Regions from separate parts of the Mus musculus genome. Here region 2 is linked to region 1. The links are chromatin loops, found by intact Hi-C in ENCODE. Cell type or tissue: left cerebral cortex. All regions are shown on one strand. Links, peaks and the distances in the headings refer to the core of each region. The heading gives the core; the rest is flanking DNA.

Region 1 (2,500 bases), core at 1-2,500:
ATGCTTAGCCGAGGATTTAGAGATGAGAGTGATTGGGAATGCTGGAAATTAGACTGAACCAAAAATGTAGCTAAGACTGAATTCATAAACAGCATGGTCTCTGGTTATTACTGGGAGGTAACGACAATTGATATTGTAGAACTCCTGTGCCCCTGAACTTGTCGAGTAACAATATTTAACGTAATTTTCATACTCAGCTAAACAGCATCCTGAGTGGTTTACAGGAAGACTTTTAACCATCTGATCAACTCCATGCGCTCAATGTTTTCATTCCCATTTTACAATTTATAAACAAATCGAGGCGCAGAGAAGTAAATTCTAAAGGTTAAAAACTGTTCAGAAGCTGGGCCTGGTAGCACATGTCTTTAACTGTAATCGCAACTAAGCAAGAGGATTGCCCTAAAGTATGCCTATGGTGCTAATTTACATAGTTAACTCCAGGCTGGTTAGGACTACACAGGGAGACTCTGTCTAAAATTCAAAATCATAAATAAATTCTAAAGTGGCTGTCACCTGGTATATTAATTCAGCTTAGTTCCATGCACAGTTTTAGTGATTCCAGTAAATGTAGTCATTGATAGATAATATTGACAGAAATGTATGCTGAACTATGACTAACTCATAAACAAGAGACATGTGTGAGTTGTCCAGGTGGGCTGGCCTCATTTTAGTTGGTATCAAGAGAAGAAAGGTATTGTAGTTAAGATCATGAATCTCGCTGGAAAATCAGTTAGGTCAAACCTAATTTGTGGAAGGTGAATTAAAAAGGGGAGCTTGGCTTTGAGGTGTGTGGAGATGATAATTCTGTTGTGGTTATCAAAATTGCTTGCAAGAGGCATCTGGTGCAGTGTGTTAGCCTCGGGTAGCAAAGACACGTATAGCACTTGCTGAGATCAGGGAAAGAGAAACGTGCTGTTTGGGGCCACTAAGAAGGTAATTAAATAAAGGGAGCAATGAGGACGTGCTTTGCTTGTCCTTTCCGGGGGGGAGGGGGAGGGGGAAACAGGAAGCCTCTAACCCCAGCACTAAACACCTACTCAGAACTCACACCCTTTGGACCTGGGGCTGTTCAGAAGTACTTTCCTACCACAAAGCCCAAACTCCCCTTCAGGCAAAGGAGATGGAATTTGTGCCTTTCAAAACCAACTCCAATCCGACTCCGAACTGAAAGCTTGTAAACTGGCGCATTCTCCAGTTTCTCGGGCCGAGGATTCTTCCTAAAAAGGACAGGACACACCTGGCTGGCCAACCTCGAGTCTCTCCTGTAACGTTTCCCCATCCTGTGACCCTTTTAAGAGGCGGATCCCGCAGTGTCCTTTTCCTCTCCGCTTGCTCGCTCGCTCGCTGGCTGGCTCTCTCTCCCAGCCACCTCTACCCCCAGCCGGGTGGGCGGAGCTTCGCGCGAGCGTCCCAGAGCCCGACGAGGCCGCGGCAGTCGCGAGCGAGCATCCCTAGCGCTTGCTTGTAGGAGCTGCGTCTGCAGTAGCCTGGCCGCTGACGCTGCGTGCCGGCTGGCAGGGCAGCCTGCGACCTCGCTGGCCCCGCGCCCGCTGCTAGCCGCCGGCTCCCCACCTGGTTCGCACCTAGTCCCAGCCCGGGTCGCCTGCCGAGTGCGCGCCATGGGGCCGCCGCCCGGGATCGGGGTCTACTGCCGCGGCGGCTGCGGAGCTGCCCGGCTACTGGCTTGGTGCTTCCTTCTGGCTCTGAGTCCGCACGCGCCCGGTTCCCGGGGAGCCGAAGCCGTGTGGACCGCGTACCTCAACGTGTCCTGGCGGGTTCCGCACACCGGAGTGAACCGCACGGTGTGGGAGCTGAGCGAGGAGGGCGTGTACGGCCAGGACTCGCCGCTGGAGCCCGTCTCCGGGGTCCTGGTACCGCCCGACGGGCCCGGGGCGCTCAACGCCTGTAACCCGCACACCAATTTCACGGTGCCCACGGTTTGGGGGAGCACGGTGCAAGTATCTTGGTTGGCCCTCATCCAACGCGGTGGAGGCTGCACCTTCGCGGACAAGATCCATCTGGCTTCAGAGAGAGGGGCTTCTGGAGCGGTCATCTTTAACTTCCCTGGGACCCGCAATGAGGTCATCCCCATGTCTCACCCGGGTGAGTGCAGCTACTAATTTGCAGCTCTTCAAACCTCTACTGGTGACCAGCTTCCCCGGTTTCCTTCCCTGCTTGCCTCTCCCTGTCCCTTTGCTTGGAAAGAAAACGGGTGCCCCTTTTTTTGCCCCCACTAAGTAGAGCAGGGTCCTCCCGAGAGTCTTCAGGTGTAGGGGTTGGGTGCAAAAGAATTCTTCAGAATTTAATTTGCCTCTGGTGGAAAAGGGTAAGACAAACGGGGTGGGGTGCTTGGGGGGGGGTCGCAGAGGCTGGCACAGTTGGGGTTTTCGCTTCTTTTCCTGGTGTTTCACAAGGGTGCTTTCCTGGGATTAAGGGTGTGGGAGGGTGGGCATTGGCTTTTAAACTAGGAGGGAGAACATTGCCTGGGAATCGCTTTGCG
Region 2 (8,124 bases), core at 2,388-4,887, 74 kb after region 1:
AGAATGGAGCTAAATCCTTTGTTCAAGGAGATAAATGGATTAAGGGAATTGTGACTATAGGACAAGATCCCACCCAACTAAGCTTACTGTTTATGATTTTGCAGTTAAACAAGAGAGACTCATATCTAGGTGTTATGATTACTTGGTTAATTTTAATCTGAAATGAATTACAGTCCAGAAATGGAGTACACACACTTTTGATCTAGATCTTGAGGAATAGTGGCCATGAAAGCTTAGGCCCAAGCATGGTGGTTCATACCAGGACACAAAGACAAATAGTTCTCTGAATTCAAGGCCAGGCTCGGGCAATGAAATTTCTAGGTGAAGAAAAGCTTAAGTCCGAGCATGGTGGTACATGCCTTTGATCCCAACATTCAGGAGACAGAGCCATGCAGATCTCTCAGTTCAAGGTAGGTCAATCTACAGAGCAAGTTCCAGGACAGCCAAGTTTAGGCGGTGAAGGAGTTGGGAAACAGAAAGCTGTTGATACTGTAATAGAACAAGGGGGCCATGTTCCAGCTCAAGCAAACTGCAAAACTTGGCAGCTTTGGCCATGTGACTCTGGCTTTAGAGTGAGGAATAAAAGGGACTACTGGGACAATCGATGCTGGCTAGCTGGAGCTAAGAAATTATCGGTGATTAAGAAGAGATTAGCATCATTGAGGTAAAATCTTTTAGGATGTATTTTCCGAGAATGCAAAGAAGTTATGTTCCAGATATAGCCAGGATTGTACCTCATGTTGCAGCTGGACTTAGTAATATGTAAGAACCACCCAGATGGGTAATGGTGTTAAAGGCATGAAAGGATCATAGAGAGCAGCTGAAGCTTGCCTCTGTGTGAGGCCAGGGCATTAGTGAAAGAGTAGCCTCCATTGCAGGTGACAGCCTAGGACTAAAGGGATTATGCAAAGAAGTTAAGGCTTGACACCATAAAGAGAACCTATGAGAGTCTATTGGTGAAGCCTAATTGCAATGAGAAACCCCAGCATATTAGAGATTCCAGTACCAACCATTAGATGGCTACCAGGAACAGCAGCAGCAGTGGAATAGAGTCAACCAGAGCTTTGAGTGCTACAGAGGACAGAGTTGGAGAAGTGACCCAAGCCCTTTCAAGAAACCCAGAAGATTGTGTGTAGAACAAGAACCTGTAAAGTCGAAGTTGCCTTGGAGACCCCAAGATGTTAGAGATGTCAGAGCCATGGAATACCTGCTGAGGAAAGATGCTGACAGGGAATGGAAACAGCCCAGGAGAAAAAAGTTTGTTGCAGTCAACAGCAATGAAAGGAGTTGGAGATCTGAAGAGTGTTTTGACATCAGATATGGAGATGCAGGATTTGGAATTTGTCCAGCTGGCTTTTGGTCTTGCATTTGTCCAATATTTCCCCACTGTGACATTTTGGAATGGTAATGTATATCCTGTGATGTTGGAGGTATGTGATCTGCTTTTTTATTATTTTTTTTTATTTTATAGGGGATTACAGTGAAGTAGTTGGATAAACATCAGAAGAGACTTTGAGCTTTGGACTTTTAACATTGTTGAGACTGTTAAAAACTATGGGGGTGGGGCATTTGAAGTTGACTAAATGTATTTTGCATTATGCTATGGCTAGGTATGTCCCCAGAGACTCATTGGTTTGTACAAGCCTATGGGGGCCAGGGAGTAGCATGTAGTAATTTGAGTATGTGTGACCCAGGGAATGGCACTAATAGGAGGTGTGACCTTGTTGGAGTAGATGTAGCTTTTTTGGAAGAAGTGTGTCACAGTGGGGGTGGTCTTTGAGACCCTTCTCCTAGCTGCCTAGAAGCCAGTCTTATCCTGTTTGACTTTGGAACAAGGTGTAGAACTCTCAGCTCCTTCAGCACCATGACTGCCTGGATACTACCCTGCTTCCCACTATGATGATAATATACTGAACTTCTGAACCTGTAAGCCAGCCCTAATTAAATGTTGTCCTTTATAAGAGTTGCCTTGGCAGCATAGACACACAGGTCCAAGGCCCCTGGCAAATATATATTAGGGGACTGACTGGTCTGGTTTCAGTGGGAGAAGATATACTCAATCCTTGAGAGACTTGAGGCCCCCAGGGAAGGGGGATGCCTGGTGGTGGGGAGCACACTCTAGGAGGCAAGGGAGGAGGAATGTGATGAGAAATTGTGGGAGGGGAAACAGGAGGGAAGGCAATGGCTAGAATGTAAATAAATAAAATAAGTAAAAAAAAGAGTTGCCTCGGTCATGGTATCCTTTCACAGCGATGAAAATCCTAACTAAGACACTTATTAATGAGCATAGCATGCGATACATTAAGTTCCAGGACAATATCAGCAGCGATATTCAAGATTGTTTGTAATTCCTAAGTATTTTACAGGAATATTCATAATTGGACAATGAAAAGAATGCCATGGTATTTTAAATGTGGTTTTAGAGAAACAATTATTTGCAAAGACTTGAAGTACATTATGATCAAGACAAATTTTAGCGCAATAGACATAATTCAATTTGAAAACTGTTTTCTTTATACAATCAGTGAAGTGTTTGTTTATAAATGCAAAAGTGTTCTAAATCCCCAGCTCCAGCTCCAAGCTGGAAGTGGGCCTGATCTTAAGACAGAGTATCTGGGTAGCCCTGGCTGGGTTCAGCGTACAGAGAAGGAACCATCCAATCCTGATGCTCTTTGCCATAACTAGAACCATAAGCATACTGACGGACAATGGCGGCTGGAACTGTACAAATGAAGGAAGACAAAGGCTATCCACATTTGCTGCATTTATTGACCTTTTACTGTGAAGAAATGGAGAAACGATGTGCCTTAATACACCTTCAAAGGGTGACTTTGCGCTAGGAAACACTCTGCCTTGGGATTTTGCTTTGTTGGTGGTGGTGATGGTTGCGTTTTTCTTCCACAAAAATAAATACTTGCTTGTGACATATACCTGCTTCGCCAGAAACCGCCCAAGTCTTGGAAGATTTAGCCTGGAGACACTCCTTGGGGCAGAGTTCACTGGCTCCAGGACTCCTAGTCTGAGTGTCCCAGTCCATTGTCTTAGCCACATGGCCCTATATCTTTATTTTGAATACCTTGCCAACTTCTCAGGACCTTTTATTTGCATTCTTTCTGTAAGCCAGTTTTCACTTTCACTCTATTCTTTTCCTGTCGGGATTGAGTTATCCTAACAACAACAATAACAACAACCAGCCCTCAAATAATTCCTCACAGCAGAACTCTTTCATTTTAGTGCGTAGGCTGTTGTGCAGCATTGTCAAGGTATCAAGAAAATAGGCTGCCCTGCCCTGCAAGGAATTTCGGGTGTTTGTTTGTTTTTTAAGGTTAAAAAAAAAAAAAAGAAATACCTAAAAAGTTGGAGTAGAGATTTTTCAGCCAGTAGTCAAATAAACAGAGGCAGCATGGGGGAAGGGATAATCGCAAGTGTGTGTGTGTGAAGAAGTGTTTTCTGAGATTTACATTCTTCTGGTATGAATGGACAGAATTTAATTTAGGCAAGGCTTTTGAATAACAAGTCTATTCACCCACTGTGAGAGCGTGGGTAAGTAACTTCGCTTGCTAGCGCTTAGCGAGCAAAGCGGAGGATCCACTTTGAAAGATTTCCCTGAGGATTACCTGAGAAATCACCTACTACCTAATAGGCGCAAAGTAAATGGAAGTTGCTGCAGGCTACTGCTTCCTGGATGGGCCATTACTCAAAAATGCCGGAAACTTTGTTTTCAACAAACTAGTCCTCTCACTATAAAAGAACTAGGAACACTGCTGTCATACACGGGGTTAGCTTATTTGAAGCAAAAAGACAAAAGAAAACCCTCTTTAACTTTACACAGGCTAAACTCACTTAACTGGTGGCGGGAGCGCCTCAAAGGCGCCCCCAACCCACCCAACTAGTAACCCAGTGCATTGTGGGAAATGTAGTCTAGGGCTATATTAGACCGGGTACGGGAAAAGTGGATAGAAAACTACAACTCCCAAGAGGAGGTGAAGCGGGGCTATTTCCCAGTCTGGCAGTAGCTCCGTGGGAGGGAGTTGGCACTCTCTCTGCCTACGTGGGAGAGAAGGCACGGTTGGGGGAAGTGTGGAAAACCTCCGGAGGCGCCGCCGCCAACGGAAGACTTGGTGGGAGGAGAAGTAGAGGGGTAAAGACAGGCTGGGAGGGTGGAGGTGAGGAGGACAAATAGGTCGCCTCCGTTCCCGAGGCGGCACAAAGTTCTTCAAGATGTGGCTGAAGCCCGAGGAAGTGCTGTTGAAAAATGCGCTGAAGCTGTGGCTGATGGAAAGATCCAACGAGTACTTTGTCCTGCAAAGGCGTCGAGGCTACGGGGAAGAAGGAGGAGGGGGACTTACAGGTAAGAGGTTGTGGCCAGCTACACCTGCGTTAGGGCTGGGTCCGCTGTCACTGAATAGGTGGCAAGGCAAACAGTTACTCGTCGCTGCCCGCTGCCTCATCTTAAACCCAGGGCGACTGACTGGGGAATTCTGCTCCCGCCACCACCTTTCCTCTGCTACCACCGCGTCCTGACTGTCTTGCACAGGACTCCCAGTTGCTCTTTGGGTCTTACCGCGATAGGAGAAGCTAAGGGGGTTTCCAGTACCTGATGGGTCGCTTCCCATGGCGAAGGGGGCTGATGGGCAGTGCAGTGCGCTAGCTAGACTAGTCCCGTTAAGACAGGCGAGGAGAGCGGGTTCGCGGGTGTGGACTTAACTTTTTTTCCAAAACCTATACAAATAATCACCACCCTAGGGAGTGAGTGCGAGTGTGTGAGGGGCATTGCTAGGACATGGGAATCCTAAGGAGAACGAAGTGCCCCAATCACACCTTGAGAGAGAGGCTGCAAGTGAGATTTGGGTCGGGGCATGGGGCTGCTTGATGCTGGGGAAGTGAAGGAGTAGCCCTCAGAATTACTCACCTCCTCTCAGTTTCGCGTCTTTTGCTATATCCAAGTTTTCAACCCTTGGAATCCCTGTATTCTTCTAAGAGTACATTTCTCTCCAGTGAGTTTGGCTCTGCCCCTTCTTTCAAAGATGTGTAAACCAAACCAATTAAACAAGAAGGAGACTCAACTCTTCTAAGCCAGTCTCCCACAGTTGTTAATCTTAATTCAAAACTGGTCCATGTCTGAAGATTACAAAGAAGGCTGTTTTTAGATCCTTAGTCTTCCATAGGGGCTTTTTACAAATTTGGACCTTGGAGAGACAAGAGCTGTTTTTCATGGTAATTCTTAGTTTGGTATTAGGGCTTTGAAGTGGTGGAGCAGCTTAATTTGGGGAGGGTGATGTAGAGGGAAGAAGCAAAAATCTGACCACCTGAATTTTGATCATATCCTTACCTCTTGCCTGTTGGATGGCATTGATCAAATTCTTTCATATATGCAATCTTTTTTTTTTATGGTGGGTTTAAACTGCTTTTCTCTTCTGAGATTCTTTTTTTATTGATCATTTTATTTGTTTACATTTCAAATGTTATCCCCCTTCCTGGTTTCCCCTCCACACCCCCTTATCCCATATCTCCCTGCCCCCCTCCTCTTTGCCTCTATGAGGGTGCTCCTTCAACCAATCACCCACTCCTGCCTTACCACTCTTGATTCCACCTATGATGGGGTATAAAGTCTCATATATGCAATCTTAAGGTACCACTTTGTGCTAGAATTATAATTTTGGTCACTGCCTTTAAAGTGCTGGGTTGAGAGAGGAGGGTGGAAGTAGACTAGGAAGATTAACTAGTTTACTAGAAAAAAATAGAATCAGAACCAAAGGACTACTGAAGGGTTGAAGGAAGAAGTTTCGTGGCTTATGTGACATTGATCTTCTTTGGCTAAAAAGAATGGTGCTTACTCTATGGAGATATGCGTGTAAACTGTAAGATAATGTTCATAAAGGTATGTTTATGTTAAGGCGAGCCTCCTCTAATGTGGATAGAATTCATATGTCCTATGAGATATATGACTTTACAACTAACAATCATCTGACTTATCCAACTTCTAAAAAGGGCCTTCAGGCAGTATGGGAACAAAAATTGCCCCTATAATAAAAGTAGCATTTTACATTTTTTCCTGAACTTTAAAAATTACAAGTTGTTTTAGAGAAAAGTTTTCATTGAAATGACAGTTTCATTCAAATAGAAATTTCTTTTTAAAATTAATTACTTTCTTTATTTACATCCCAAATGTTGTCCTCCTCCTGGTCCCCCCTCCCAAAGTTCTTCAACCCATTCCCCCTTCACATCTGTGAGGGTCCCATCCCCCTTTCTCTGTGGTATCAAACAGGTCAATTAAAATGGATTTTCTCTTTACCCCACTCACCTCTTTTATTAGTTCCCCATTGCTAGAACACAAGGAACTTCGTCTGAAGAAATAAATGAAAATTTCTATCACTTGCAGATATGTGCTGTGATGAGTAACTTATAGTCAATTTGTATCTGCATGACTGTTTTCCTTGTGACAATAACATGCCTGAAATAACCACCAAAGTCATATAAATTTAACAAAATAACTCAAAAAGGAGCAAAGAGATATTTTAAATGTTTTTGTTGTTGTTGTTGTTCCGTTTGGTTCAGAGCAAAAGTGTATGCTGATTTTCATGGCTGCCTAACTACTGCCTTCTTAGTTAAACTTGTGGAGCTAAGAGCTGTGCTGTCCTCATTTCCATTAGCTTTCATCAGAGCATCAGTATAGGCCAGCATAAACCTGCCTTTGCCCATTTTATGTATTTGATATGTTGTCGTGTTACGTACTATCCCTTTATAAGATTAGTTTATGTTTGGTATAATGGAGAAATGACAGTGACCTTTGAGAAATGTTAATAATTGTACTTTAAAATTTGTTTTCTTTGATATGCGATGATTGGGAGTAATCCCCACCCCCATAATATTATATCTTGAGTATAGATTTGATGAAATTTAGTTGATTCCATTTGAGTGGGGGAGTCTAATTATATAGCTCAGGCCAGCTTCAAACTGACAGTTTTTCTTCCTCATCCTCCCAAATGCTGGTATGATAGGTATTCACTACCACACTAAGCTTGGTGAACTAATTTTTCTTTCATAATGATGATTCTCTCAAAAGAATCTTCACATTAGAGTCCCAAGGTCCCTTTTCTAGAATTATAAGATATTTTTAGTGGGCATCTGGTTAGATTACTGATCATTTATCAAACTTTGTCTTTCTTAGTTATCCTAGGTTACAGCAGAATGGAACTTTTGTAAAAAATTTTTTGTTATACCCAAAGTTGTTATTGTTGCTTTGGTTTCTTGTTTATTTAGAGACTATTTTACCCTGGGTTTTTCTAGTTGCCTCACATTCTCCCTTGGTTGAGAAAGGTAAAGACTGCACGATTGCAGCTAAATTTAGCCCCTTGTTTGATGTAATTAAAATAATTTATGCATACTTGGCTTATTAAGCACAAATCAGCAATTTTCTCTGCTTGGCAGATGAGAGCCACTACGTAGACTACCTCCTGTTAAGTACTCTCCTGAATGTGGCTTAGGGAGACCTGCCAATCAGGAAGTCTTGGGTGTTTGTTGAAAGAATTTTACTCTTGAAGTTTTCATACCTGAATAATGGTAAGAAGGATCTTAGACACTGGATTTATAGTTACCATCAGCAGACCTTTTTATTTTTAATTTCATGTAGAACACCGGTTGAAAACAAACATTAAAACAAAAGAGTATAAATAGTTCTGTTTCCTTATCTCCTCTTTTACTTTGGTACTATCCCTTTGAAATTAAGGCATCTGTGTAATTAGAGCATGGTTACATTTGAAAAAAGCACTTTATTTTAAAATATTTGATGTAATCTTTCATTTTATATTTGTGTATACTTTATGAATCACTCTAAATGATTTTCTCTAAACACACATGTAATAAAGGGAATTTTTAACCCTTTTTTGTCCATGTCATAGAAACCCAAAGCTTTTCTTTTGCTTAAGCCCCCAACTCAAAAGTCTAACTCTGGAAATGTTCATATTACATATGTGTTAGCAAAATGTTATTGGATTCCGTGCTCACAAAGAAATCTCAAAGGGTAAACATACCATTTTATGATAGGTCTGGAAAGTCCTACTCCCCATACACATGCAACTCATACTCAGAATAAAGTATCATATTGGCTTATCAAAAAGAAAG

What was found. Hi-C counts contacts between places; a loop is a spot of excess contacts. Peaks named below come from ENCODE experiments on the same cell type or tissue, not always from the same donor. Only the 100,000 strongest peaks of a DNase experiment are listed, where the experiment ranks them.
Region 2: it touches region 1 in a loop (7-fold over the local background); 1 of 42 quality-filtered maps calls a loop at or near these places.

What each region holds. Positions count from the first base shown.
Region 1 is chrX:139,609,187-139,611,686 of GRCm38, forward strand. It overlaps Rnf128 (ring finger protein 128), which reads left to right and starts at 1,434. Exons shown (of 7, transcript NM_023270.5): 1 at 1,434-2,103. The coding sequence starts at 1,620. In left cerebral cortex, for the core only: a CTCF peak has its summit at 1,426; DNase peaks (open chromatin) are centred at 1,412 and 1,978; H3K4me3 peaks cover 1,619 bases; H3K27ac peaks cover 1,367 bases.
Region 2 is chrX:139,680,960-139,689,083 of GRCm38, forward strand. It overlaps Tbc1d8b (TBC1 domain family, member 8B), which reads left to right and starts at 4,037. Exons shown (of 21, transcript NM_001081499.2): 1 at 4,037-4,351. The coding sequence starts at 4,222. In left cerebral cortex, for the core only: no CTCF peak of the experiment used is centred there; DNase peaks (open chromatin) are centred at 3,576, 4,004 and 4,656; H3K4me3 peaks cover 1,475 bases.